7 separate regions of the Mus musculus genome follow, and all the other regions are linked to region 7. Evidence: chromatin loops called from intact Hi-C (ENCODE). Cell type or tissue: heart. All regions are shown on one strand. Region 1 overlaps Zdhhc14 (zinc finger, DHHC domain containing 14). Region 2 overlaps Zdhhc14 (zinc finger, DHHC domain containing 14). Region 3 overlaps Zdhhc14 (zinc finger, DHHC domain containing 14). Region 4 overlaps Snx9 (sorting nexin 9). Region 5 overlaps Zdhhc14 (zinc finger, DHHC domain containing 14). Region 6 overlaps Zdhhc14 (zinc finger, DHHC domain containing 14). Region 7 holds the start of Tmem242 (transmembrane protein 242).

What was found. A loop is a pair of places that touch in the nucleus more often than their neighbours do. Peaks named below come from ENCODE experiments on the same cell type or tissue, not always from the same donor. Only the 100,000 strongest peaks of a DNase experiment are listed, where the experiment ranks them.
Region 1: it touches region 7 in a loop (2.8-fold over the local background); 28 of 42 quality-filtered maps call a loop at or near these places.
Region 2: a loop joins it to region 7, with 2.1 times the contacts of the local background. A loop is called at or near these places in 2 of 42 quality-filtered maps.
Region 3: it touches region 7 in a loop (8-fold over the local background); 13 of 42 quality-filtered maps call a loop at or near these places.
Region 4: a loop joins it to region 7, with 2.7 times the contacts of the local background. A loop is called at or near these places in 9 of 42 quality-filtered maps.
Region 5: a loop joins it to region 7, with 4 times the contacts of the local background. A loop is called at or near these places in 37 of 42 quality-filtered maps.
Region 6: a loop joins it to region 7, with 2.2 times the contacts of the local background. A loop is called at or near these places in 2 of 42 quality-filtered maps.

What each region holds. Positions count from the first base shown.
Region 1 is chr17:5,732,083-5,736,082 of GRCm38, reverse strand. The region is part of intron 8 of Zdhhc14 (zinc finger, DHHC domain containing 14); the gene reads right to left. Among named protein-coding and RNA genes, the nearest start is that of Gm41519, 37 kb to the left of the region's middle. In heart, CTCF peaks have their summits at 2,284 and 2,489 (motif pointing right); no DNase peak of the experiment used is centred here.
Region 2 is chr17:5,599,938-5,603,937 of GRCm38, reverse strand. The region is part of intron 1 of Zdhhc14 (zinc finger, DHHC domain containing 14); the gene reads right to left. Among named protein-coding and RNA genes, the nearest start is that of Gm52305, 75 kb to the right of the region's middle. In heart, no CTCF peak of the experiment used is centred here; a DNase peak (open chromatin) is centred at 1,787.
Region 3 is chr17:5,530,520-5,534,519 of GRCm38, reverse strand. The region is part of intron 1 of Zdhhc14 (zinc finger, DHHC domain containing 14); the gene reads right to left. Among named protein-coding and RNA genes, the nearest start is that of Gm52305, 5.2 kb to the right of the region's middle. In heart, no CTCF peak of the experiment used is centred here; no DNase peak of the experiment used is centred here.
Region 4 is chr17:5,921,744-5,925,743 of GRCm38, reverse strand. Snx9 (sorting nexin 9) reads right to left here. Exons shown (of 18, transcript NM_025664.6): 13 at 3,537-3,614; 14 at 1,063-1,139. Among named protein-coding and RNA genes, the nearest start is that of Gm46599, 4.6 kb to the left of the region's middle. In heart, a CTCF peak has its summit at 2,253; no DNase peak of the experiment used is centred here.
Region 5 is chr17:5,746,601-5,750,600 of GRCm38, reverse strand. All of the region lies in intron 8 of Zdhhc14 (zinc finger, DHHC domain containing 14), which reads right to left. Among named protein-coding and RNA genes, the nearest start is that of Gm41519, 22 kb to the left of the region's middle. In heart, CTCF peaks have their summits at 1,684 and 1,899 (motif pointing right); no DNase peak of the experiment used is centred here.
Region 6 is chr17:5,613,476-5,617,475 of GRCm38, reverse strand. All of the region lies in intron 1 of Zdhhc14 (zinc finger, DHHC domain containing 14), which reads right to left. Among named protein-coding and RNA genes, the nearest start is that of Gm52305, 88 kb to the right of the region's middle. In heart, no CTCF peak of the experiment used is centred here; a DNase peak (open chromatin) is centred at 2,255.
Region 7 is chr17:5,438,845-5,442,844 of GRCm38, reverse strand. Tmem242 (transmembrane protein 242) reads left to right here and starts at 2,585. Exons shown (of 4, transcript NM_027457.4): 1 at 2,585-2,712; 2 at 3,213-3,313. The coding sequence starts at 2,628. In heart, CTCF peaks have their summits at 2,073 and 2,273; DNase peaks (open chromatin) are centred at 1,974 and 2,544; H3K4me3 peaks cover 1,864 bases; H3K27ac peaks cover 1,485 bases.

The DNA.
Region 1 (4,000 bases), 290 kb before region 7:
ATTTCACCATACCTTAGCATCTCCAGGACACTTCTGGGCATATACATTTGCCTCTAATGCTATTCAAAGAGAAAGAAGGCAAACCAAACTGTAGAAGATGCAGGACCCCTGGTGGAGTCCCTTGGCTGGAGGCTCCAGCCCTCTCAGAGAGGAAAGTCATGTGTATTTTATAAAATAAGTAAATAAATACCAAAATCAGGGCTGGGAAAATAGTCGAGTGGGTAAAGCTCTTTCCACCCAAGTGTGAGATCTAAGCTGGATCCTCAGAGCCCACAAAAGCCAGATACGGTGGCGCACATCTGACATTCAATTGTAGGAGCAAGCTGGGTGTCAGAGTTAGGATAATCACCAGGAGATCATGCGCCAGCTGGCCTTGCAGACGCACCTAGGAACAGTGAGAGGCACAGTCCCAACAAGGTGGAAGTGAAGGAGAACTGAGGTTGTCTTCCGATGTCTACATGTGTGCTGTGGTATGTGGACACCTGTACTCACATATGTGAACACGCATAAACTCACTCTCTCTGTCTTTATCTCTGTCTCTCTCTGTCTCTCTCTGTCTCTCTGTCTCTCTGTCTCTGTCTCTCTCTCTCTCTCACACACACACACACACACACACACACACACAGATTAAAACAAAGACCACCCTTTAAAAAGATCCCAACTTGCCAGGCAGTGGTGGCACACGCCTTTAATCCCAGCACTTGGGAGGCAGAGGCAGGCGGATTTCTGAGTTCAAGGCCAGCCTGGTCTACAGAGTGAGTTCCAGCCAGGGCTACACAGAGAAACCCTGCCTCAAAAAAAAAATCCCAACTTGTCTCTCAGGGATTATTCCATGTGCATTAAAAATTATTTCAAGTTTATTATCTTACTCATTATTATGTGTGGGTGTGTTTATGCCACAGAATATATGTAGAGGTTAGGGGAAAACTCAGCAGGATTGGTTTTCTCTTTGTAGCTCCATGTGTGTTCTGGGAATCAAATTCAAGTCATCAGGGTTGTAATTGAATGGAAAGCAGCTCTACCCACTGAGCCATCTGGCCAGCCCTGCACCATGTGCCTTTTAATTGCACTGAAGTCTCTACCTACATCTCTTTCCTTCCATATTTATAAATCATTGTAACTTTTTATTTGCTTTAACAGTTCCAGTCCTCCAGTTATCTCATCTTTCATCCATTTCCAGAATAGACCAGTACTGATGTAAGACAGATGGGTCAACGGGAACAGATGAGACGCACACATTGCTACAAAGGCAAAGACACCCATGGCTGACACTGGCCAAGAAACAGAAACTTGGAACAGACTCATCAGCACAGAGCAAATATCTGTCTGTGAAGGAAAACTCAAGGCTAGAGGCCTCACCAGTGAGTTCTCCCACATCTTTGAAGAAAAGATGGCATCCATTTTCACAACTTATTCAGCAAAAGACTAGAGAATGCAACTCTGAACTCATAATAGAGGGCCAGTGTCACCCTGATACCAACACTGAATGAGTTCACAGAGAAAGAAAGCTACTGACCAAAAGCTCTTATGAATAGAGACAAAACTGCTTCGGCAGAATCCCAGCAAAGTAAAGTCCAGCAGCATAAAAAGAATTGCATACGTGACCGAGTGAGACTTACCCCAGAAATGTAAGGAACACAAGGCAAGTGGGGAGAGAGCTGTACAGTGTGACTCTGGGGGGAAGGGGGCATACAGACCAGACTTCAGAATGCCCCATCCTCTGGAAAGGATAGACATGCTCAGTTTGGAGACTGTGGGGTGTGATGGGCTGGAGAAGAGATCTCAGGGTCGTGGCTCGCCCTCTTCTGTGGGCTTATCCTATGTGTTGGGACTGTGACGTTCAAGGATCGACTCAGCTGCTCAGAGCTGTAAGAGACTTTAGATAAGGAAGCCCCAGACCCTCTTTTGTAAGCAAAAGAGGGGCACTGAGGACTAGCGAGGCAGTGTGAGCTGCTAACGGTCACGGGGCTGACTGGTAGGAACCCAGCGCTTACACACACAGTCCCGCCCTCTCTTGTGCAGATGCTCTAAAGGCTACAGTGTGCCAGATCTTTCCATTCATGAACTTCGGGGAGAAAATGGTATGAGTGGATTCTTCCATGGTACTTGTCTTGTGTCAGGCAAGATTTGAATGCTGTCCACTATCCCACTTCATCTTCAGAGAGGCCCTACCAGATGACACATTACTGTTCCCACCTTATGGATGAAAACTTGGGGCAGGAAAGGGCTATGCAATTCCTCAAGCTCAGGTATATGGTAGATGATGGTGCTCTGGTCTCTGCAGTTAGCTCTCTCTCCCCTCACCACCCTTGTTCCTCTTCAAGGCATCTAAAGGCCTCGATGTTCTTCTCTGGATCTACCTAAAGGTTCTACAGTGGAAGCCCGCTGCTGGCTGACTCTACAGCGCCCCCATGTGGAAGAGATGCCTCTGTATAGTTCCTATGACAGTCAGAGGTGCTTTGGCTCAGGGATTTGGCAAAGCAGGGTTCTGTGCCCCTCAAAGGCTCATGGTGTGCAACTGGTCCATGGCCAGTAGAGGGAGGTACTGGGACTGTTGGGAGCCTAACGCATGCCACTTGGGTGTTCGTGCAAAGAGGGTATCTTTTTCCTACCTGTCGTCATTCATCACCCCACCCCCACTCTCTGCTTTCTGTTCTCCAGGAAGTGAAGACACGTGCTACACACTTACAGATGCTCCTGACAGCACTACATCCCACCACACACCTCTGCCACCATCATGTGCTGCCCAAGCACAGGGGGCTGAGCAGCTGTCAGCAGAGCCATCACCATGAGCCTCAGTAAATCTCTCTTCCCTTACGTTGTTTGGCCAATGCACCATAAAAGCAACCGACTCATGTCCATTATAGATTCCAGAGTGGCTTACAGCACCTTTAAGGTGGCTTCTGCTTAGGTTCTAAATCTAGAGACCGTGCAGAGCATTCTGAGGTTGGTGCTTGGGAGCCTTGCAGAGTCTAAGCCGAGACCATTGATGTTGCTTGGACACTGATGTCCGGTGAAGGTCCCTAATGTTGTCATCACAGGCTTGCTTCCACGTTGTGCTGCTTGCTGACACTGAGTGTGAGAGAAAGAGCATCATAGCCCTTCTATCTTTTGAGTCTAGCCCTTAGCACATAGCAAGAACCTCAGGGACGGTGCTGGTTGAGTGAGTGGGAGAATGCATGTATATCAGCATGTGTACCAGTCAGAGAAACAATCAACAGACACTGGTAGAAATTCTGGTATATCCCCCTTACGGTTAAAATAAAATTGAGTGATAATGTTCCACTGTGGGTTTAGGATTAAATGAGACTGTTAAATGCTTTGGACGTCTGTTGCCTAATAAACTCAGTATCTTCCCTTTGCTGAGCACATAGCCTACTTTCTCTGTTCTTGCTTCCCTCTGAGGAAATCCGGTTTTCAGGGTTTCTTGTGTGGGTATGCGGGATGCTCATGGAGAAGAGTGGAAAGACTGGGTTACATCCATATTGCTTTCAAAGGAGACCTATTAGCTAGCGAAGCAACACAACTAAGACCCCACAGCTAGCATCTTCCTGCAGGAGGCTGGCGCCATGGGTGAGCAGGGAGTCGGGAGGGTTTCCCGGCTGCAGGTCTTAGAGACGGTTGGTTGCTGACTTTACAGCTCTCTATGTTTATCAGCAAGATTTCCCCAAGTCCAGCCCCAAGCCAGCTCCTCTGGGTGACAGGAAAACTCCATGTAGGAGACTCAGCTGTACAAATGGCGAACAGCAGAGTGGGTAGGGACTTGAAGTTCATGTCTTTAGGCAAACAGAGAGGCAACTGCCTTCTAAACACCTCAGAAAGTTCAGGTGCTGGGAGTCAGGGTCAACGTGCTGTGGTTGTAGGTGTCCACGGAAAGATGCTTCCTGCCTTCCCCCACCTCCTGTTGGACAGAGGTATGTGCACACTGCTTGCATGCTCCAGTGTGCAGGCAGTTTGGTTTACACTGTAAATAAAGTAGCCCTTGGCCTGAGGATTGTAT
Region 2 (4,000 bases), 160 kb before region 7:
GAGATGTCTTCTTGGCCAAGTGACAATACAGTAAAAAAATATATATATCATCAGCAGATCAGAAGCAGCCATCAGCAGCCACTGACCCATGGGAGGCTGAAACCTGTCCCCAGACCTCTGAGCTCCAGAACTACATGACAGGTTAATGTGTCTTTTGTTCACCTACCCAGCCCATGGTGCTTTATTTACACGAACAGAACAAGATCCTCTATTGGGAATCATCCAACCACAGACAAAAGCAGAGCCAATTACAGTTCAAGCTTACCAAAGCTAGAAAGAAACCAAATGAACTGAATTAATACGACGCATATGGGGTCCACACCTGCACAGTACTCCCACAGAAGAGTCCCCGAATTCATTGCAGAAGCCACACAGACAAAAGCCACATAATCTATAACTATAACTATAACTATAACTAATCTATAACTAAAAGCTCACTTTAGATCGACACCCAAGTCACGATATTCCACAGAAGTTCGATCACATTTACCTGGATTTGCATTTTTTTAATCTCAACTTTTGGGCACGAGAAGAAAGAAAGAAGAGGTGGTGAGTCTAAACAGTGTGCTCGCATGTTCCAGAGTCCAGAAAAATTTCTGCTAGGAGACCCCAGAGGTAATGCGCCTTAAATACTTTCTATAGATAAAAAGCACCAAGCTGTGCAAATATTTTATATTATAGATAATATATTTTTAAAAATTATTAAAGCACTTACTTTCCTGCACCCAACTGCTTGATTAACTTTGACTTTGATATCAAATTCTCAGTTGGATTATGGGAAATCTCCATAGAATAGCCAGACTGACCAATCAGATCAACACTCTGCCTCCTCAGTTCACATCCTCGTACCTCTGCCTGTGAGTATCTTTTCAGGACATCCTCTTCAGCCACCAATGCTGGAACGATGCTCACAGCAGGGGCTGCACCAAGCTGCCACTGCTCCAGATGCACACCTCGTGTCAATTCTCTACAGCTCAGACAAATGTTCTACACTCTTGACGCTGTTTATAACTCCCAAAGTATTTTCCCATAACAAGTTCAGGGTGAAGATAGCTGCTATCCTAAATTACAGATTTAAAAGAGCTTCTTGGGTGAAGGGATTAGAGAACCCCATTCCTTCCACCCCCCACTACACCCCCCCCACTACCCACCCCCAACCCTCCACCCGTGTCTTCTCCTGCTTCTTCATTTGTGAAGCAATGCTGGGACATTAGTTTTGTCTCTGATTAGGTTACAGGTTAGGCGATGAGAGAAACCATGTGTCCCAGTGCTGGCCCTGGGGTAATTCCTTTAAACTGTTTGTTGACAGGGCTGGTAGCATTGGGCCATGGAAGCTGGATCCTGGTCTGACTCAATGCTGCATGACTGGTGGGCAAATCACGAGGCTACAGGATCCTCAAAGACTGAAAAGCTGTGTATTGAGGCGAAGCAGACCCTGGCTTAGCACAACCCCCACAGAGCAATGCCTATTCGATTTCACTGCTTCTGTGAGCATCAAACGCTTTTCAGAGATCTCAGGTTGGCCATGCCCAAGTTCACCTTGGAAGTGTGACAGAAATGGCAGACATGGCTGGGTGGGACCTGAGGCTCATATCAGTGATTTCACCACCATCGCTCACTTCTGCTCATGCAGGCCGGATCTTTGCTTTGTTACACAGAGCACACCTACCCCACACAAGGTTTTAGGTCACCATGTTCACAGGGAGGGCAGACAGGAAGCTCATAAGGAAGTGGTAAAGGACTGAGTCCAGTTACTGTGACCACTGTAGCCGCCCTTGGAAGGTCATGCAAGCTTGTGTGCAGATTCCCATGACTGCTGCAACCAAGAACCACAAACCACGTGGTCAAAGGCAGCAGCAACAGGTTGTCTAGGCGTTCTGGAGGCTGGCAGTACAAGTTAAGGGTTGCCATGGCTACACTCTGAGGGCATAAGGTGATGCTTGCTTCTTCTATCTTCTGGAGTATACCGGCATCCCTTGGATTGGCTTGTCCTGTGAAAGTCACGTGGCCACCTTCTCTATATGTCTCTTCATGCTCTTTTCTCTGCATGGCCCTGTTACATCTAACTGGCTGACTACATATGGCAACTTATGGTCTCACTTAAATCCCTGTCTTCAGACAAGGCCACATTCTAGGGTCCTAGAGGTCACAACTTCAACATTTTTTGGAGGTTCAAAATTCAACAAATGGGAAAGAGTAATAGTGATGGTTAATGCTGTCGATTTGATAGATCTAGAGTCACAGAAGATGAATCTCTGGACATGACTGGGTAAGAATTTCTAGATTAGGTTACTTGAGGGAATATCCACCTTAAAGTGGTTGACATCATTTCATGGGCTGAGGTCCTGGACGGGGTTTGGAGGAGGAGAAAGTCAGCTGAGCTCATCTCTTTCCACTTCTTGACTATGCTGGTTTGAATAGAAGTAGCCCTCATAGACTCATGTGTTTGAATGATTGGCCCATAAGGGCCACTATTAGGAGGTCTGGCCTTGCTGGAGTAGGTGAGGCCTTGTTGGAAAAAGTGTGCCACTGTGAGGGTGGGTGTTGAGGTCTTATATGCTCAAGCTACTCCCAGTATGGCACACAGTCTCCTGCTGCTACCTGCAGATCCAGATGTAGAACTCCCAGCTCCTTCTCCAGCATCACATCTGCCTGCATGCCTCACTGTGCTTCTCACCTAAGGCACTGACTGAGGATGTAATGTGAAACGCCACCTAAGTTTCTGTTGCTATCGTTTTCCTGCCCCGGTGGACTGTAATCCCAAACCATTCTTTACTCCTTGGGTTGCTTTGGTTGGGTGTTTTATCACAGCATCAAGAAGAGTAACAAACATGGCGACTTTCTCGCCAGCGTGGGAATGGACCTGCTTTCAGTGGAATTTCTGCACCCTCATACCATATGGGCCCCGGAGCCCACATTCTCAGACCTAGACTCAGTCCTGGTGAAGCCCAGTGGTGGCCGTGCTGAACTTGGAACCATACTAGGAAGACACAGCTAGACACCCACCGTTTGCTGGCTACTAGGCTGTGATTCTTGGCTCCAAGAACGAATGACGCAAGAGGGGAAGTGCTTGATGAAGAACGTGTAATCCCAACCATGACAGGTGAAACACCAGCCTCCCCCTGCAAGTTGCTTGGTTGCAGGGGGAACCACCAAAATGGAATTCCATACTTTCATCCTTGACTGGAAGAGATAAGGAGGGGAGGGGCCAGAAGACAGCTGCACCTTGACACCCTAAGAATGGCATTTTATTTGCTGAGTTCACACAAGTCTGCCAAACAATGCTGACAAGTGAGCCCTGTTTTCAAAAAACAAACGTATGAAGACATTTCAAACATTTATCAAGTACCAACGTGCCACACCTAAAATGAAGGGCTAACCTCACAAGCATAAAAACGAGTGTGAACTTTTAGCATTTTTTAAAGTTCCTTGTAACCTCTCTTTTGAAAAATTAAATAAAAAAACAGCATAAGCTGTTACTGGAACCCACGCCAGAAGCTACACACAAAATGTCAACTCGCTGAGAACACATCTACAAAAAAAAAAAAAAAAAGTGAGTATTGTTAATTCAACCATTTTATACTAAGTTCCAATTGGCTTCTGAGGTTTAGAATGGGAAAATGTAAAAGGTTAGCTTGTCATGAACAAATGTCCTTCTGAAAACCTGGCTCATGATGAATAGTAAGAATGTGGGCTTTTATGCTTTGCATTGAAGTCTCCTTTGATCCCCACTCCCATGGAAACACAGCTTTAAAATTATATGATGCTATTTTTCAGAAGAGCTTATTTAGTTCAGCAACCCAGAAGCCCATCTACTGCCCACAGGAAGGGCATGCTAGGTGATGGAGGAGGGGGGATGCTAGGTGATGGAGGAGGGGCATGATAGGTGGAAGAGGAGGGGCGTGCTAGGTGAACAAGAAAGGGTGTGCTAAGTGGTGACGCCTCATCTGGCCCATGAGACAGGAACACGGGCTGCCTGCATCACACACTATGGACATAT
Region 3 (4,000 bases), 92 kb before region 7:
AGCACAGGCTATACATGTTTCTTATGGGGAAAACTTATAACAGACCCGAGGATACAAATGAACACTTGAAGTGTGTTCTTGTACAAGCAGATACAACACAATTATGTCAATTATTCCTATACCAATCTATAGATGTAACTCCAATTTAAAAAAATCAATGATTTAAAAAAAAAGAAATCAGAACAACCTAATTTTAGAGCTAATGGGATGCTTTCTCTGGCTACAGAGTGGCTACAAAATGAACACAGAATTGGAATAGGGTGGGGGTGACCTAGCAGGCCCAGACATAACTCCAAGGAGAAAATCTGGGTCAGAGTTCAGGGTTCAGATCTGGGTAGCAGTGGCAATTTAGAGATGGTAGGAAGTTGAGTGATATTTCCATGGAGATTGGACACATCAAGTAAGGGAGAGATTGAATATAGGCTTGAAAGTACAGTCATTGAACAAAGATTCTATAAGCCTTCCCCAACATTCTTAAAACTAAACCCTGATGGTGGCAATGTCTCTGGGGCCTGTGGAGATGGAACAGTTAGCTGGGAAAGGCTTCTTAGGTGTTTGCTCGTGGAGCATAGCTTCAGCATCCTGACCCTGCTAATTAGTGTCCTTGAGAGTCTGTGTGATCAGGACCGCCTTCCCCACAGATCCTCAGGAGCACTGGTCCTTCCCGACCTGATGTTCGTTTCTCTCTCTCTCTCTCTCTCTCTCTCTCTCTCTCTCTCTCTCTCTCAATCTCTCTTTCTCTCTCCCCCCCTTTCTTTTCTTCTTATCTTGATTCAAAATTGTGCAAGGAAAATAATAGGGCAGTGATTGTTTTTAAGCCCAACCTCACTGAATCAATGTCCACTGTCACTGGCAAGACACAAGCATCTGGTCTTGTCTTTATTCTTCTTCTTCAAGCAATTAGTAAGTGGCATACAAACTTCTTACTGCCATTAGTCCACCATTCCCCCAGAATCCACGTCCTATCGGCATTGCTTGTTCAACATTCCTCCCAACACACCTCCCACCAGAACAAAGTTAGTTTAAATTTATCACCTGCAGTCACTCCTCAGACATCTTCAGAAGTCACTTTGGGAGCCGGGCGTGGTGGCGCACGCCTTTAATCCCAGCACTTGGGAGGCAGAGGCAGGCGGATTTCTGAGTTCGAGGCCAGCCTGGTCTACAGAGTGAGTTCCAGGACAGCCAGGGCTATACAGAGAAACCCTGTCTCAAAAAAACAAAAAAACAAACAAAACAAACAAACAAAAAGAAGTCACTTCGGTATCTGGTGTTTGATCAGAAAAAGAAGTACGTTTGTTTTGGGTGCAAGCAAGCTGTCATGCAAAGCATGTGTCTGCTGAAATGTGGGTGAAAGGAGCAGAGGCCCTGAATTAGGTTGGTTGAAACGTCACTCACTTCAAACACCCACCAGGCGAGGTGTTCTTGGCATATTACCATGCAAAGCTGTTAAGGAGGGGCCTTGGCTCTGATAAGCCCCTGGGTGGTTTTGTTCTGTGCATAACAGTCCGAGACTCCTGGAGGGCTCTGTGAGTCCTCTGCTTCTCTAATGAACTCCAGAGGAGGCCGTCCTGCAAACCCACAGCGCTCACTTGGGGGAGCCAGAAACTCAAATTGGCTCAGCAAATTAAAAACCTCCTTCTGGAATCTGATTTATTACTACTGAGCTACAAACAAACAAACACTTTCTCAAGGAAAGGTACAATTCTATGAGGCCTTTTATTTTAAACAGTTATTTTTGCTGTGTGGTTCAGGTTGGCCTGGTATTCATTACATAGGCAGCTTAGAACTTGTGGCGATCCTCTTGCCTCATCCTCTGAAGTGCTAAGGTAACAGATATTCTCACACATACTTGGCGTCCCCAGTTCTCTCAGGCATCACCTCCTCTCAGGAGCCTCTCCCTGCCCCATCCCATGTGCACTTCACTGTGCAGTCCTACAGTTTTCCACTGTCTGCATTACCATATTCTGTAGCCACACGGTCCTCCACAAGAGAACTTGTGTGGCTCCCTGTGGTGTCTGTAGAACCTGGCACAGTGGCATTTTGTAGGATCACAAGTCTGTCAGGATATGTGTCCCTTTGGCTCCGAGTTCCCATGTACTCATCTGTCAAACTGTCTACGGTGGGCCCCAGAGGTGGGCTATGAATGGTACCTGCAGCAGGCCATTGGCAAACGTCAGCTGTCTCTGGCATACAGTGGTGGGAGGAACAGTAGATGCCTTTAATCATGATGAAGCTAAGAGAGATGGCTCAATGTTAAGAGCACTGAATGCCCTTCCAGGGGACCCGGGTTTAATTCCCAGCACCCACATGGTTCCAGGCGATCTGGCTTCTGTGGGCACCAGTCACCAATGTGATACACAGATATGCAGGCAGATAAAATATCCATGGAAACCTAAACAGATGAATAAAACTGAAGGGACTGGTGACAATAAAGGTATTATGTGTAGTGACTCAATTGGTCTGGATAGTTTGGGTATCTAACACAGCTGGGCTCAACTGTCCCACTCGAGGAAAAGGTGCCACCACGTGTGAGGATCCCTGAAGTAAATGTTCCTGACTGTGTGAGATAAATACAGAAGGTGAACAGATGACAGACACGGAGACTAAAGGCTCTCAAGTTTGCACAGCCTTTTCTCTTACATATGCACCTGCAGACATAGCTCCAGGACCACCATCCTCAGCAGCATCACTCCTGTGAGCTTTGGAGGCTGTGCAGAGCGGAAGAAAAAGCTGCCACAAAGATGTTCCGTCATCAGACACATGTCTAGCTTTGTATGTAGCTCATGATCTCTCTCTCTCTCTCTCTCTCTCTCTCTCTCTCTCTCTCTTGACTGATCTTCCACTTAACTTAGAGTTTGCTGATTGGCTAGACTGTCTGACCAGCAAGCCCCAGTGACTCTTTTGTCTCCACTTCCTGAACTCTCCTGAACTCCCCGAGGTTACAGTGTGGGCCACCTCACCTGACTTTTTGCATGGGGGTGGGAGAGCCAAACTCTCTTCCTTGGGCTTGCATGCTAAGTATCTCCCCAACTCCACTCTTTCATTGGTTTGAAGGCCAGAATCCTGGTGGGTGAAATTTATCTCACTAGCATCAGTGGGGGAATTATGTCAAGCCTTAAAAAGGACCTTCTCCTTTCCTATCACATCATCCCCTGCCTCCCACAGAGATGCAACTATTAATATACAGGCTCTTTGGTAACAAGGAACCGTCTTTGAAACGCCACATTGATCCTCCACTTTTTTTCCATGGATGAGAAGAGGCAGGCAAAATGCTCCCTGGTATTTTAAATGGGACTGCCTGCCTTGGAGGCGCAATTCAGGCTCAGCGTTAAGGCAGCAACCTGACTCCTTGCGATGCTGGGTGATTCACAAGAGAGGGACACTGTGTTAACACACAGTTCAGCGCAAAGCTTCCTTGAGTGAATGGGCCTCACTGTGTCAAATAAAATTTGAAAGGTAGCTAAGTTAGTCAAAAGGTGTGTCCAGATATATATTGAAAGGGAGGAAATATATTGAAGGGGAGGTATCCTTGGAAACAACAGTGCTCAGAATGCTAAAGAGGAGGTGGAGAATTGGAACGGTTGAAAAATATCAAAATGTACTTCAAAAAATAAAAAACCAAACTACAGTCCTGTTTCGGCAAGTCGGCAGTTTCAGATCTGTGCCGCTAGCTTTGTGTCTCACTGACTGCCAGCTCCAAAGGGGTCAGGGCTGCATCAGTGCCTGGTAGGGAAGGGCTGTGGGCACAAATATACTATTTTGTATTGGAGGTGGATTAGAATTTATTTCTGCCTTTGAGTTATTTTTACCTTACTTCTAGTTCATCCTTCTAAAGCCCTTGGCAGGGCCAGAGTGAAGGTGGGGGTTCCATCTTATCTCTGACAAGCTTTTGTCTAAAACACTTTTCTCACCTGAAGAATGCTGAACCTGGTCTACACTAGCCCTGAAATTACCCACTTACCAGCCTTTATGGGATGGGCGCTGTGGAGGGACCTGTTTG
Region 4 (4,000 bases), 480 kb before region 7:
TTAATCAATAAAATACAGGCATAAAATTATAACAAGCAAAGATGTTACCGTTTAATGTCTATATTTTAATAGACAATAAAAAATACTGCCTACATTCCTGAGGCTCATCCAAGGCACTTCACAGATGAGGAAAGCAAGCTAGAGAGGGCAGGCAGCAGTGCAAGGGCTATGCCAGGGCTCCTCGCCACTCTAGCCTCTGGCTGAGAGTGGGTCAGAGGCACCGTGGCCAACTCACTTCAGTTCCATCCCCTACCTTCATTTTTGGACGGTGTTGGGATCAAAATCTGAGCCTTACAGATATGAATAGCAATCTAGGCCAACTACCACTGAGCCACAGGACCCCCACACACACACACACACACACACTTAGATTCTTTTTTTTTTTTTTTTTTTTTTTTTTTTTTTTTTGGTTTTTTGAGACAGGGTTTCTCTGTGTAGCCCTAGCTGTCCTGGAACTCACTCTGTAGACCAGGCTGGCCTCGAACTCAGAAATCCGCCTGCCTCTCCTCTCAAGTGCTGGGATTAAAGGCGTGTGCCACCATGCCCAGCCTAGATTCTTTTTCTTTGTCTTCTTGAGAAAGGGCCTTACTCTGTAACTGAGATCAGCTTAAAACGCTCCATGTTGCCAGGCCCTGCCAGGCGTGGTGGCGCACGCCTTTAATCCCAGCACTTGGGAAGCAGAGGCAGTCGGATTTCTGAGTTCGAGGCCAGCCTGGTCTACAGAGTGAGTTCCAGGACAACTAGGGCTTTACAGAGAAACCCTGTCTCGAAAAATCAAAAAAAAAAACCCAACACAACAACAACAACAACAACAAAAACGCCCCATGTAGCCCAGGCTAGCCTCCAGCCTCTGGTGTTCTAGTACTACAGGTGTAAGCTACAGGTGTAAGCTACAAAGCTTCACTTGGATTTCTTAATGAGACATTTGTCTTCTCTGGCTTAACTGAAAAAGAAAAACATTATCACTAAATAAAATGAACAGAAAGCCACAGAAACAGAAAGGGGACAGCTGTTTGGGTTTAAACAACCAATGTGGGCTGGGGAGTGTGATCCCAGCAGTACCTGCTCTGCCACAAGGCTGGCGATCTCCTCATACGTCTTCCCAGCTTCTGTGATTGCATCGTTAAGGTCGGTCTCTCCTGAAACAGACAGCAGTCTTGGAAGAGACTATACTGTGTTACACATATTCCCCCACACTTACGGTTTTTGTTACAGACTTTATTGATAGTTTTAGTGTAGAAAACTTAAAAACTGTCAACGTTGGTGAGAACTCCCATCCCCCACTCTTTGGTTTCCAGACAGCAGATGGTGTCTGTGCTTTTAATGTCAGCTTGACATAAGCTGTAGAGTCATTGGAAGAAGACACCTCGGCTGAGAAAATCAAAAACTAGGCTGGCCTCGGGTGCATTTTCCTTACTAATGATCACCGCAGGAGGGCCCAGCTCACCGTGGGTGGCTCCACCCCCTAGGCTGGTGGTCCTCAGTGCTATACAAAAGGGGGCTAAGCTAGCTAGGAGGCACAGGCCAGTAAACAGAGTTCCTCTATGGCCTCTGCAACAGTTCCTGCCCTGACTTTCCTCAATTGTAAGCTAAAACAAATGCTTTGCTCCAAGTGGCTTTTGGTTAGTGTTTGATCACAGCCATAGAAACTCTAACTCAGACAGTGACCAGCTTTTCCATCTAGACCCCGTGCTCCCGGTTTCTCTTTTCCTGGGACACACATCACGTTCTAGGCAATCTTTAAAGAACAAGGACACTGCGGCACACCTAGGAAAAGGTCATGGCTCTGCTCTCACGAGGAGCAGAGCAGCGTGTGGGCCTCCAGCACCTCAGGCAGGCTCTGTGAGAGCCAGTGTGCAAAGGTAGTGCACACACAGACAGGATGGCATGTTCCTTAACCTGGGGCTCTTGTCACCCCTGTCTTTTTGTGGGGTGTTAGGAGTGTGAGTCATGCACTACACACTCAATGTCTGTGGTGACACCCTCTGTCCCTCCCATGCCCTCACGCGGGCCACCAGGCCTGGAGGCTTAACCTGATCCATAGTCAGTTTCTAGCTGAGTCTAGTTTTTGCACTTCCAGAAGCGGCCTCGATCGTCTCTGACAGAACTGCACCTTTCTCTGACATCGCTTCTTTGTTCTTCTTTAAAACTCTTCCATCAGGAACCCCTGCTTTGCGGAGCCCCTGGCCACCACCAAGTGACATCTGAACAGGGAAAGCAGCGCCAATGCGTGTGCCTGTCGTTACAGTTTCAGAACTGCAGATGGAGCCCACGCTCCCCCAAGGCCCTGGGATTACATTCCAAGTATCTTATTAATTCTGGTGTGCATATGTGTGCTAGACCTCATTTTGTGGCAATTACTGTTTTCACCAATGGTCCAATTTTCTTCCTTGGCCAGGGGGAGACTCCTCAAATGGGCATATCTGAGGGAGGCACCTGGCTCACTTTGGTGAAGGGTGCCAGGCCACATACTGTGTTCCTCCATGTAGGTGCCGTCCTTACGCCTTCTCACGGCTGGCTGTCTTACTAAAGACATTTCCATGCAAGGATCTCCAAGACTATGGGATGTTTCATGGTTTGGCAGGGTCATGCCAACAATTCTTACACTGTTCTAGTGTCACTATCCATACTGCTGTGGATGCAGCCAGAGATTTATCTGGTGGAATTAAGGCAGCCTTAGGAACCAAGCTCATTTAAATAATTAGAAGACCAAGCTGAACAGCCACTGAGCACTGTCTTAAAACAGATGCCAACCAGAGGAATTGAGAAGCTCTTTAAAAACAAGTTTTAATAAACTTAATAAGTCATAAAATATACTGAGTACATTTAATGCCAGTGTCCTGTGCAATATAAATATCAACTGCTCATTGGCTGACAGCAGAGATGGTACAGGCTGCTCTTGGTGCCCTCAGCAGGCACTCGGAGCCTCACTCTGCTCAGGAAGAGTAAACCCACATGCTCTAAGGCACAGCAGGGTGACACAGCACCTATTGTATGCTTTATGACAGTGTACCAGCACCTACTGTATGCTTTATGGAGAGCCACAAGAGAAGACCACCAGCGCTTTATACATAAAATTCTAATATCCAAAATACATAAAGAACTCAAGAAGTTAATGACCAAAAAACCAAACAACCCAATCAAAAAATGGGGTATAGAACTAAACCTATAACTCATAACTGAAGAGGACTGCCGGGTGTGTGTTCATTCAGAGATGATGCACCTAACCCTCAAGAGACTGGAGGCCCCAGGGAGTTTAGAGGTCAGGTGGGGTGGGCGTTAGGGGCATCCATGTGGAGATGGGGTGGGGTGGAGAGAAGATGTGAGATGTGGAGCAATCGGAGGGAGGGTTGGGGTCTGGGGGGAATAGAATATGGACTGTAAAAAATAATTTAAATTAAAAATAATTCTAAGTTGAGGAAATACCTCTAACCCTGACATGTGCACCACATAACGCACACACGTGCTCACGTGATTCAAGGGGGACAATCACTGTACAGTTACTAACAAGAAAAGTATTAACAACTGCCCCGTACCTTGATAACCGCTGGAGCTGAACACTGCCGCTAAGCTCTGCAGAGCCTTCCCTATCTTCTGATACTCCTTGGGTAAGGCTGGAAGGAATTGATAACTGATTAGTTCTCGGAGCGGTCTGAAGTGCATTTACCATTCTCTGGCAGTGACTCAGAAAAAAACCATTCAAATGATTGAAAATAGCATCTATTCTGTAATGAAATATTGATGAAATGATTTTTTAACTACTGATTTCTTTAATTAACTGTCTATTTAATTTTTAACTGATTGCTCAACTAGCAGCACACTTTATTCTGAACAACCCACCCCCACACTGGTTCACTGGATGGCGCACAGGGGAAGAGGCCCCCTTACAAGAGCCTCACTTTCAAAGCCCGTTCACGTGCATGTGGCTATCACAGTCACCAGACACACCATCTCCATATGGAAGGTTTGGCATAACTAAGGCTCAGTGTGGCGACAGAGG
Region 5 (4,000 bases), 310 kb before region 7:
CCCTTTGGTGGCTTCCCATGCAGACTCATGGCTTGCTAAAAGCAAGCACAGCGCTGTTGTCACTGGCTGGAACTCTGTTGAAAATGCTTTATAGATTTTATAGATTTCTGTGGTGACACTGGGTGCCATCTGGACTGTGGAAAGGCTCAGCTGGTGAATGTTTGTTGTACAAACACTAGGACCTGAGTATGGTTCCCCAAACTCATGCTAAAAAAAAATAATAATAAAGCCAGGCATAGCAGCAGATATCTGCAAACCCAAAGCTGGGAAGGCATACACAGATGGACCCTAGGGCTCATTGGCCAGCCAGCCCAGGCGACGTTTTGAGTTCCAGGCCCGTGAGAGACTCTCAGAAAACAAGATAGACAGCGCTGGCCGAACAGCACCCAACATTGACCTCTGATCTCCTCACTTCTGCTCCAACCTACCTTACACTCACACCTGCATATACATGGGTATGTACACACACACACACACACACACACACACACACATACACACACCTGCATAAAGTCACCCCAAAGTCTTTCCAAGTGTCTATTTCAACACTGACTTCTACGTACATTTGTTTTAACACCTTAATGGCTGGGTAGGCATAGCTGTGGGCGCTCTCTGGTTGTAGGACCTATGTGTAAACGCCTCATGACCCCCCCTCTGCCGTTCTTAGGTTTCTGAGGTTCTGACGAGCACAGTTCAGAAACTGTGAACCTAAGGGCTGAGAAATCCTGCAGCCTTGGAAAGCCACCTGACTCATGCAAATGGACTTCTGGGAGGTATTGCCCATATCTCTTCTAATGATCGGAACTGGGGCAGGGTGGGGTCTCATCAGTTTCAAACTACAGGCTCTGTACACTGGAATTTATCATTCCATACTGTAAGTATATAAATAGTGTCTGCAGTAAACATCTCCTTAGAACAATGGAATCAAATGAATCAGGATTATGCAGGGCTATAATTGTACTTTACACACACACACACACACACACACACTGCACACACACCACACATACACACTTTTTCAGGTCAGAATTTTTAAATATTTGTCATACTGTTCAAATTTTAAGGGTGATGACTGGGGGAACTCTCATGGTCATGGATCCTCTGTGAGAACATCATGGTTTGGAAAGCAGCCCGTGTTCTCAGGAGATGCCCAATACAAATATCCTCACCCCCTCTTGCTTGTTTGACCTTTGCTTCTAATTTCTAGTTCCTCTTGTTGATTAAAAAAAGGATTTAAAAGTTACATTTATTTATCTGTGGTGAATGTGCATGTGTGTGCACATGCCTGTGTGCGCATGTGTGCATGTGTGTGCACATGTGCACGTGTGCGCGCGTGTGCATGTGTGTGCGTGTGTGCATGTGTGTGCGCGTGTGCATGTGTGTGCGTGTGCATGTATGTGCGCGTGTGCATGTGTGTGCGTGTGTGCATGTGTGTGCACGTGTGCATGTGTGTGCGTGTGCATGTGTGTGCGCGTGTGCATGTGTGTGCGTGTGTGCATGTGTGTGCGCGTGTGCACATGCATGTGGAAGTTAAAAGGATAATGTTAGGAAGTCAGTGCTCCCTTTCCACCCTGTGGATTCTCAGGCTTAAACTCGAGGTTGTCGGGCTTGGCTGCAAGTGTTTTTAACCCGTAAGCCACCTCTAAGCCCCCATTCTTAAAGCTGTTTCTATTTAACTTTCTTTCTGTCTGTTACTGCACACCCTATGTGCTCTCCCTCCACATTTCTCTTCGATACATTCCTTTCCTACTTGCATTCTGGTTGTTTTCTCTTTTTCTTCTCATCTTCCACTCTCCTCTTTCTCACCTGTCACTCTGCTTTTCGCTTTAGGTTGTTTTTTTTTTTTTTTTTTTTTTTTTTAATCGGACTTTTAACCTTCCACCAGTAGAGGGCGCTATCACCACTTTCCTCTTTCTCTGAATTTGGTGGCCCTGTTTCTAAAGTGTACTTGAATTTATCTCCCTTGTTATGTAATCTTAAGAGGAAAAGGCTAAGCCCCTATTTATGATGGTGATAGTTCATATAGATGAATAATACCACATGGAAGAAACCAACATTTTCATTTTCAAAACAATCCTTTTAAAGGATCCACAATAATTGAACACTGATTCTATCTATAAAATTGGTTTTTGTTGTTTTTGTTTTTTGTTTATTTTTGTTTTAGATTAAAAATTCATCAGATATTGAATGAGGCCAGAGTAGAAGCTGGCTCTGTATGCGTGTCTACCCGCAGACTTTTGTAGCTTGAGCGCTGGGGCTTTTGCTCTGAGTCATAGCCCTTGTTTAAATGATAAAGAAATGTATGGTTTCAGATGTTGCAATGCCACACAGTAGGTGAGTATTTAGTGCTTCAGTCTGAAACCACGGAGGGCCATGGAGTTGGCTCAGTGGGTGAAGGTGTTTGCTTGCGGTCAAGCCTGAAGACCTGAGTTCCCTCTAGTCTCACGTGATAGAAGGAGCGAGCTGACTCCTGGAGATAACCTTGGATTTCCACGCATGCACCATCGAATGCATGAGTACACACACACACACACACACACACACACACACACCCTATAAGTAAATATAAAAAGCCATAAAAACTTCAAAACATCAAAGAGACCATTTACTTTCACTTTCTGTAGATTTGGGGGTAAAACTTGAGACACGTTCTATTCTGGCTGATGGCTTGTCTGAAAGTGCAGTTTTGAAATGCTATGAATTTTCTATGCGGTCTATAGACATGTTTACAATGGCTTAGATTTCTCATGGCTTTTGCTCTAATTCTGTCAAAAGGACTCAAGCTGGGCGGGGCTTATTTCTGCTCAGCTGTAAAGCTCTGTCTCTGGCCTTATGACCACTTATGGGCATGAACTGATAGACAGAAGACTACCCCACCTTCCAGAGTCCGCCTAGAATGCAGATTTAGGTTAAGAGGATGATCTGGCCTTCTCAGGTCTATGAGGAGACCTCGTTTAACAGTGGAACTGTTGCCTCCGCCTTGCTTGATATCAGATTAAAGGCACTGTTAGTTCCCATTCCTCTGACAAAAATCCCTGAGCGAATCAATTTAAAAAGAGGAAAGATTTATTGGGGTTCACAGCTTCAACCCATGGTCACTTGGCTCTGTGGCTTTGGGACTGCAGAGACACAGTGTGTTATGGGCTGGGGGCAGGGGAAGACAGCAGACAGAGACGACCTATTTACTTCATGACAGGCAACATGCAAACAGAGAAGGGGGCCGGGTGCCCAAGATCCCTGTCCAAGGCATACTCTCAATAATTGTTCTTCAATTAAGATTTCACCACCTCCCAACAGGTGGGACCCAGGCCTTGGACATTTCAGATCTGAACTCTAAGGGGGAGGATATAAAATATTAAGTAATACTAAGTTATTTCTAAAAATTCCCCAAATATACACTGTGTCATCTTTACCTTTAACAAATGTTCCCAAAAGGGTCTCTGTAGCTACAGCCTTCAAATATAAATATGTATTCTGTTTCTGATGCTACCCGGAGCATCAGTTGTTTGCTGATCCAATATTCACATCCCACTTACAGGAGATGCTAGGTTATTGGTGACTTTCCCCAGGTCTGGAAGTAAACAGACCTCCTGGGTCCTTAGACACCACTCCCCTACAGTCATCCACCCATTGCTTCTAATACAAAGTATCTGAGTGCCCATGTGAGGCTTTCTGATACAGAGTATCTGAGTGCTCACGGAGGCCCACAGTATCTAGTCCCTAAAATACTGCCTGGTTCTCTATGTGCACTTTCCGCACTGCAGAGGAAATGCTATCTTGACCAGGATACCAGTTCTACAATAAACTACAGGAACACATTTGACTTAACAGTCTCCTTTTCTTCCTTGGAGGCTCCTTTAAGGTGATAGGCACTGGAAATGGTTTTGGTCACAGTGACTGTGGTGATTTGAATATGACATGTCCCCCAGAGCCAGGGTATTTGAACACTTGGTTTCGGGCTGGGGGCAATGTTGCGGAACCTTTAGCAAGGGGTGGCTTG
Region 6 (4,000 bases), 170 kb before region 7:
CTCATGGAGCAGAGCAACCTGGTGAGAGTGAGCTGCTCAGAAGGCTCCAGGCGCAGGTGCCTTCCCAGGAGTCCTTGCCTTCGAGCATCCTTAAGCAACAGCATTGACTGCCCTTCTCTTTAGAACGCCCATGCTATTAAACGAAGCCCCACAAACCTATTTATTCTGCGATGCTGACACAGCCTGCTTCACCATGACTATTGTTCCCAGTTCCCAAACACTGGGGTTTTAATTCACTTGTTGTTTTGTTTTTTGCTTTTGTTTTGCCGTTGATAATGAAATGCTAACTGTATATAAAATGGAAACATGTGTCAAGGGATAATAAAGACATTTTAAGAATACGGGCTGAAGATGTAGCTCAGTCAATAGAGCGTTTGCCTACAATATCTGATCCCTAGCGTGGCACACAAACAAAACAGAATGGGACACTGTAGTGAGAATTTTGGTCTCTCTAAAAACACAAAAATTATTATAAGAATGTGTTTTCATTTTAATGCCAGGTGTGGGCTATGGGGCTGCTTCAGAGTGTCCACAGCAGCTGACTATGATTTGCCTCGTGCTCTAGCAGGGGAGTGATTTTTACCAGCTGCAGATAGCTTCTGCAAGTGTGTGACTTTTGGGATTCTGGGGACTCTTCAGAGGGTCTATAAATAAATGCTAGGGCCCCAACAGGGTTTGCCAGTTGGTGGCTGGGTGTTGTTGGCTACAGTTTGTCAATTTGTGCACAGAGACAAAAAAAAGGGAGAAATTGAATATCCTGATGGGTAGATCAAACTTGCCCCAAGGAACTTGATGCCCCTGATCAGCAGGAAGTAGTCTAACGATTTCATTGCCCTCTTCCCCCTCTGTTCTTCTTTCTCTCCTACCTTGTGTTAGGGGCTTACAAGGGAAGAAGTGAAGGGGTTGAGATGGGCTGAAGAAAGACAAATTTACAAATAGCCAAAAAGTCCAGCTACAGGGACACCCTATTTCAAAACAAGCAAACAACTCTCCCCAAATACATAATATACACAAATCCTGAACTCTGACATGTGTGCAAATTAGATTTGCACCAATCCCACGAACCAAACAGTGAACATACTTTGAGCTGCTCCAACAGATGCATTGAGTTTTTAGAAACAATGTATATTATTATTCTTCTCCTTTCCAAAAGGAAGCACCATGAGCTTATGTGAGCTATAAGCCCCTGCCACGTACCAGGTCTGCATGGCACAGAACAAGGCTCTACTTTTGGAGGGTGGTTCACAGAAGTTCTACGGGAGAGCAGAACTAGAGGTGACGACTGTGGGGGAGGCCAGGTGGCCAAGAGGTCACTGGAGCAGCAGGGACTGTGGTGCCTATGTCAGTGGGACTTGAGTGGTCTGTTTCCTGCTACTATCACAGAATACCTGAGGCTGGGAGCTGTGTGTAGACAGAAATCTTTCTCACACAATGGCTGGAATGTCTAAAAGCACTGGATAGTGTCTACTGAGCATCTGTTAAGGACCTTCTGGGAGAGCTTACTACACCAAAACCAATCCCATGATGATGGCATTGTCACATACCTAAAGGCAGAGGCTTTGGTGCCCAGGCCACCTCTGTAAGGGTCACCTCCCAGTATAGTTACAGTAACGATTAAATTTCAACCGAAGTCAGGGAAGGGGACATCCAACTCACACCATCGGCTAAAATCCTGGACATGCACAAGTTCCTTCCTTACCCTCTACTGTTAGGTTTCTTCCCCTCTCAGGGTGGAAAGTGAAGGACCCACCGAAGCGGCCTAACAAAAGTAAGATAATACCCACAAGGAGCTTATGAAAATGCCTGAAGCTACCTTCTTCAAAGCAGGATTTTCCCCCATTTTAGTTCATCAGTGCCCAGCCCAGACTGTTTCATCTAAGAATCTATTTCTAAGGTATTAAGGCTGCTGCCAGCCGCTGGTGCCTCTCCCAGCTGTCACAGACAGGATCAACCCCGAAGGTATCAATCACCAAGAGCCCATTTGTTTATGACACTGTGCTGCGCGCTACACTTAACAAGCACCCAGGGGTCTTCCAGAAACTAACAGCATACGGAGGAGGAGGAGTCCAGGGGCACTGAGCAGGGGCACGAGCAGATGTGGGAATCAGAGACTCAGAGAAAGTACAATTCTATAAATGGTTTTCTCCCATCCTCGCTAACCACCACTTACCCACCCCACCCTCCACTCTGAGCAGACCCAGACCGAGTATAGACAATGAATCGCGGAAATGGATATCGCAAGGGGAACATCTGGAGCAGGGTGGGGCCTCTTCCTGTTTCCCACTTCCATTCTGCGTTAGAAGCAGGAGGCCTTGGCTGGGGCTGGAGTCAGCTGTTCCCCATCATTTGATGTCCAAGTCACAGAGACAAATTATGATTCAAAATAGCATATTGTTTTTAATCCTAATAAGAGATAAAGAGGAAGCAGACCTATCTGTTGCATAGAAAAGAGCCCAGCAACCCAGGTGTGGTAGCTAAAGCCACTGGCAGGCAGGGTGTTGCAAAGACCGAGATCCTAGGGGCTGGGCGCTGTGCCGGCCCTTTCTTCTACCTCACTGAGCTTTCTCTTAGCCCACTGGAGCACTGCATTTTCTTGCCCTTTCTAGACTGCAAAAGAAACAAGTGGAGAAAGTAAAGCCAGCAGAAGAGGCTAAGCCAGGAGACGCTGCAAGAGCAGCAGCAAAGAAGCCAAGGGGAGAAAGTTCTGGAACAATGCAGTGACTATGTGGCCAGGGCTGATAAGTTTAGTAAAATGTGGTCAAAGAGGGTTTTCCCAGGATGGATAAATTCACCAGGGTGGCTTTAAGGGGCAGCTGAGAATGGGAGTCTAGAATATTCTTTGCAGGAGTCTGTGAGGGAGAAGCAGGAAAGGGGGGCTGGTAACAGTGAAATGTGAAGAAAGGAACAAAAGCATACTAAATAATAAATTGAAAATAAAATCCCCAGAAAGCCAGATATAAAGAAAATAGTCTGAGGGATTTGGAAGAAAGAAAAATAGAGTAATAAAAAAGTTTAGGTTTGGGCAGTTTTCTCTTACTGCATATGACCCAGAACTTCTGAATAGCAAAACTGGAAGCTAAAAGATAACAGGATTATTTCTTCATAATTTTGCTTGGTTAAAATGTTATTCTTAACTCAAATATCAGTCAAGTGAAAGAGTAAAGTAAACATGTTTAGATGCCTATAATCTCAAAAGGAACCACTTCCTAAAGCTCTCATGGGGCATGCATCAACAAAAACAAGAAAGAAAACTGCTCAGATGCACTAGACTCTACTAGGCCAGAGGTTCTCAATCTCCCTAACATTGTGACACTTTAATATAATAGTTCCTTGTGTAGTGATGACCCCCAACCATAAAATTATTTTCATCGCTACTTCATAACTGTGATTTCACTACTGTTATGAATCACGATGTAAATATCTGATATCCAGGATATCTGAGATGCAAACTCTGTGGAGGGGTCGAGACCCACAGGTTGAGAACCAAGGATCTAGGCGCTAGGACAGAAGTGAGCAAACACTTTCGCTAACAGTTTCTCAAGATTGCAGCAGCGTTCCAGGCCAGCTAAAAATGAGGCAAAAGGCTCGAAGTGGAGCACACATGTCTACGTACATAAACCAGCAACATAGATATGTAGGAAAGCCAAAATAAAAGCATAACCGCAAACACAAGACATTTTTACCAAGAAATAGTGTGATGTCTGACAGAGATCACACTATTTCTGAAAGGTAAACACTGGCGGGCAGACGATACTCACGCGGTAAAGATGCTTTTAAATGAATAGGAATTTAGTCAAAGATGCCACTATTTCTTATTAGTGGAAAAGGGAAAGAGGGTCGTGAGAAAATGAGAAGTAGAAAGATCAAGTTCTCAAGGATGAACACAAGGAAAAGTTCCTTTGGATTAGTCAGAAGTGTGGAGGTTAGCCCCAAAGGATGGAGAATGTGTAAGAGCGGGAGCGGGGCCAAGGACAGACCGCCATCTGGGCTGTGAGTCCTT
Region 7 (4,000 bases):
GTAGATTCTGTCCCATCCATGCAAATGAACAAACAAGAAAGTTGTAGGCAAGGGTCCTTTCGCATCGCCATCACGATGAGAAGAGGCAGTAAAAGATCCTGACAGAGAGTAAAAAATTATTTAAGCCCCTAGATCTGTGTCCAAAATAGCCCCATTGTTCCAGGATGCCAGGTGTTTGCAGTTTTTGCCTTTCTATAGCCCAATGCCAGGTGTTTGTGGTTTTTGCCTTTCTATAGACCAATGCCAGGTGTTTGTGGTTTTTGTGTCTTTATAAACCCCTTACCCCTTGAGCTCATTGTCAACTCTTCTATCCCTGGGAGGGATACCAGTTGTCCCCAGTGCACTGATCTTGTTTGTCTGTGTTTCCTCTTTTGTTTTCCTGACCCCTTGAGCTCGTGGTCAACTCCTCTACCCCTGCATGGGATACAAGTCGTCCCCAGTGCACTGGTCTTTCCCAAATAAACCTCTTGCAGTTTGCATCAAGACTGTTTCTCGTGAGTGATTTGGGGTGTGGCCTATCCTGAGTTAGAACGTGGGGGAGTCCTCACGTTGTGGGTCTTTCAGCAGCAGAGCAAAGTCGTCCTTTTCTTTTAATAGGGTCTTTCTATGTATCCCTGGCTGGTCTGGAACTTCTTATGTACACAAGGCTGCTCTGCAACACACCCACATGCACCACCACACCTGGCATCCATTCTGGCCTTGAACAGAGCAAGGACAGGAAGAGGAAGAGGCTGTGGTCTCACAGTCCCTCTTGAATTAGCCAAAGCTGGATTTATAGGCCACACCTCTCAGTGACTTTGAACCACTAGGCCTCATGGTTCAAAAATTCTGCCAGCTCTGAACAGTATCACCTGATGGGCTCTCAGTGACCCAAAAAGATATAGCAAGGGCATATAGGAAGCATCCAATATGTTAGCAGCTATAGTCACTATTATTATATGTGACAGGAAAGGAGAAGTATAAGTCCTTCTTGTAAGTGCCTACAAGTGGGCACAGTATTTGCCCACTTGTAAGGGGCCTTCCCAGACTCTGAAACTAGGCTTCTAAGGAACTGGACAGAAACAGAGCAGTTGTCCTCAACCAAGCCTAGCATCAGATCTCATGCTGCCCCAGACTTTCAGAGATAAAGTCTCTAATGGGAGAGACTGGGCAGCTTTAACCGTTCGTATGTAATGCTTTAAAAACTACTAGAATCAATGATAACAGCAATTAAAACGCATATTATGTGTGCCAGACACTATGCTAACTCCATCACACTCATAACTTTTAAAAGATTGAAACTGGGTCTTGTTACCTAGGTTAGATTTGAATTTATCCTCTTGTATCAGCTTTTCAAGTGGTCAAGAGGGATGTACAACACACACACACACACACACACACACACACACACACACGCACCTCTTCATTCAAAAATCCTGTGAGGTACTGTTTCCATAGTTAATAATTGAGGGGAACGAGGTAACGAGAGGCTATATGGCAAACACCAAGTTCACACAAATAAGAAGTGCTTTACGACCTGAACGCAGGTCTGAGCTAATAAATGCATTTAACTGCTGCAAAAACTAATGCTTTCATTTACCCGTCCCTCGGACAGGCATTTATTATACATGACCAGGTAATACACTGAGAGCTGGGGAATATCAAATGAGTATAGATAACAATCTCCACCCTCAAGATGCCCATGCCCTTAAAGTGCTCAGAAAAAGGCTAGAGGCTAAAGAACTGGCTTCATTTTAAAAGATGATGCCATATGTCTTAGGTCTCCCTTTGAGAGGCTGAAAACGTTGGCTACTTCCCACTACTCTTCCCTCAATAGCCATTTACTCTGTCCGTAGACCCTGGCACATCGTCCTCCCAGGCCTGCTTGCAGGCTGCTAAGGATCCCAGCAAGTCCGGGGCAGCCTTGGAGCCCGTGTTAATAAGCTTTGAGAGAGGGCCTCTGTACTCTGCTCTCTAGATTGGCTCAGTTCATTCAATCATTTAGCCAGCCCAGCGCGTCCACTGGGGGCGGGCAAATCAGATCTTGGGAAGGGCGTGTGCTTCGAAGCTGGTGAGATGTTTCTCTTCCAGAATTGGGCATGTCACTTAACCCTGAAATAACTATTTCGAAATTTCTCAGAAAGAAGCGGGGAAAATATTGAGGCTTGCTTTTTAGAATCGTGGTCTGTTAGTGCGGACCAAATCCTTAGAAGCAGTGCAAGTGTATCTGGAGTGGTAAACAGCTCCAGGATCCAAGCCAGGCAGATGGGCTCCCGGCTCCATTTGCGACCTCTCACTGCCTCCTAGAGTCGGAACTGAGTATTCTTCCAAGTAGGGAAAACAAAACAAAACCAAAAAAAAAAAAACCCAAAACCTTACTAAAGTCCAACAGATCATCACCTTGCAAGAAGGCGAGTGATCCTCCCAGGAGGGCCGTCTTGTGGGGCGCCGCCCTCGGCTCTGGGCTGGGACAGAGAGCAGCCTTTCTGTCTTCTCTCACTGCAAGAGTGTTAAGCGGGGAAAGTGGGAAACCCGGACCTTTCTTCAGGTTGCACAGGGAAGGCAGCCGCGGAACCTTTCTTCTCTCTCCCTTGAGCTTCCACTCGGGCCTCTTTGGTAACGGAAACAGTAGAGTAGGAGACTTTAAAATGGAGACCTCGGGTCCTGGGCCCGGGGAGTCCTCTGAATTAGAAGCTCCAGGGTCTCCGGACGATCGGTTGTTTCTGGTTAAAGGTATGCTTGCTCTGAGCTGGGATGTGATGTTCCGGAACACATTCTTTTCTGAGAGCCCTTATTCTGAACTCAGCCAGTGGGGCCCATATGTCACTCACCAGGTGAAGTCTCCTTGGGCAGGGGCGGGTAAATCCTGCCATCTACTCTCCAGTCCATACTGTATTTACCCATCCTTATCTATAGTTTTTCTTGTGCCCTGCCCTTTTCTGATTGCCACGATCTCTTCTTCCCGTGGAAAAACTTCGCGCTGCTGTCCTTGAGGACAGAGAGAAGGGAAAAAAACCCATTCTCAGCCCTGAAGAACTGAGCTTCAGAGCGTACCCTTGAACCAGAAACCCGAGGTCGTGAGATCACGCAGGTTTCTCAGACCCACTTCACAAGAGCCGCCTAGCCATGATGTTTCGAGTTTTGAATGTAATCCTGAAAGTTTCTGATACTTCGTTGTGCAATTCTCTTTAATTTAAGTTTTATTTTTAATCCCTTCTCTCAATTCTTGGCAGGTGGAATTTTCCTTGGTTCTGCAGCCGCAGCGGGAATGCTAGCTGGATTTGTTACAACATTATCATTAGCTAAAAAGAAAAGCCCTGAGTGGTTCAATAAGGTTTGTGACTCTGAAATCCATTCATAGCATTGCTATTGTTTTTAACAAAGGACAGCTTTTTGCATAGGAAAAAATAGTGACCTTCATTCACATGGTTTTGAAAATACACCCACAAACCCTCATGGGTTTAAGAAGTATACTAGTTGTCAGTCTTGATTTTTTTTTCCGTGTGCTTCCTTAAAAATTAACAGAATGAGGCTTTGAAGAATAACTGAGCAAAACTTTGGAAACATTGTTTTCCCTACAGCATGAATAAGTAATTTAGTATTGATAATAAGAGACCTTGCTTTGAAAGAAAAGCAATATCACTTAAACTATTGGTGCTGGTTGCAAGAAGTATATTTATTTCATAGATGTTAAAATTTTAACATTTTTTTAGAATGAGTGAAAACTTTGTTTTTGTGTTTTAATGCAAGGGCCGCAGTCGCTATAAAGTGCCTGGCACACAGTAGGTGCTCATAAAGTGTTGGGTGACTAACTATATCCACTAGAGACAGAAGATCATTATTCTGTTAGCAGGATTGTACATTTGCTGTTTGTCGTGTGCCTGCTTTCCCTGGTTGGTGGGGAATTTCTTGATGTGTATTGTAGTTGCTTATAATGTCTTGTCTTTTCCCCTCCCACCCATATTGCTGACTTACTGTTCGCCTCAGTAAGTGTTTACTTGGGATCCTTTATGTTTCAGGC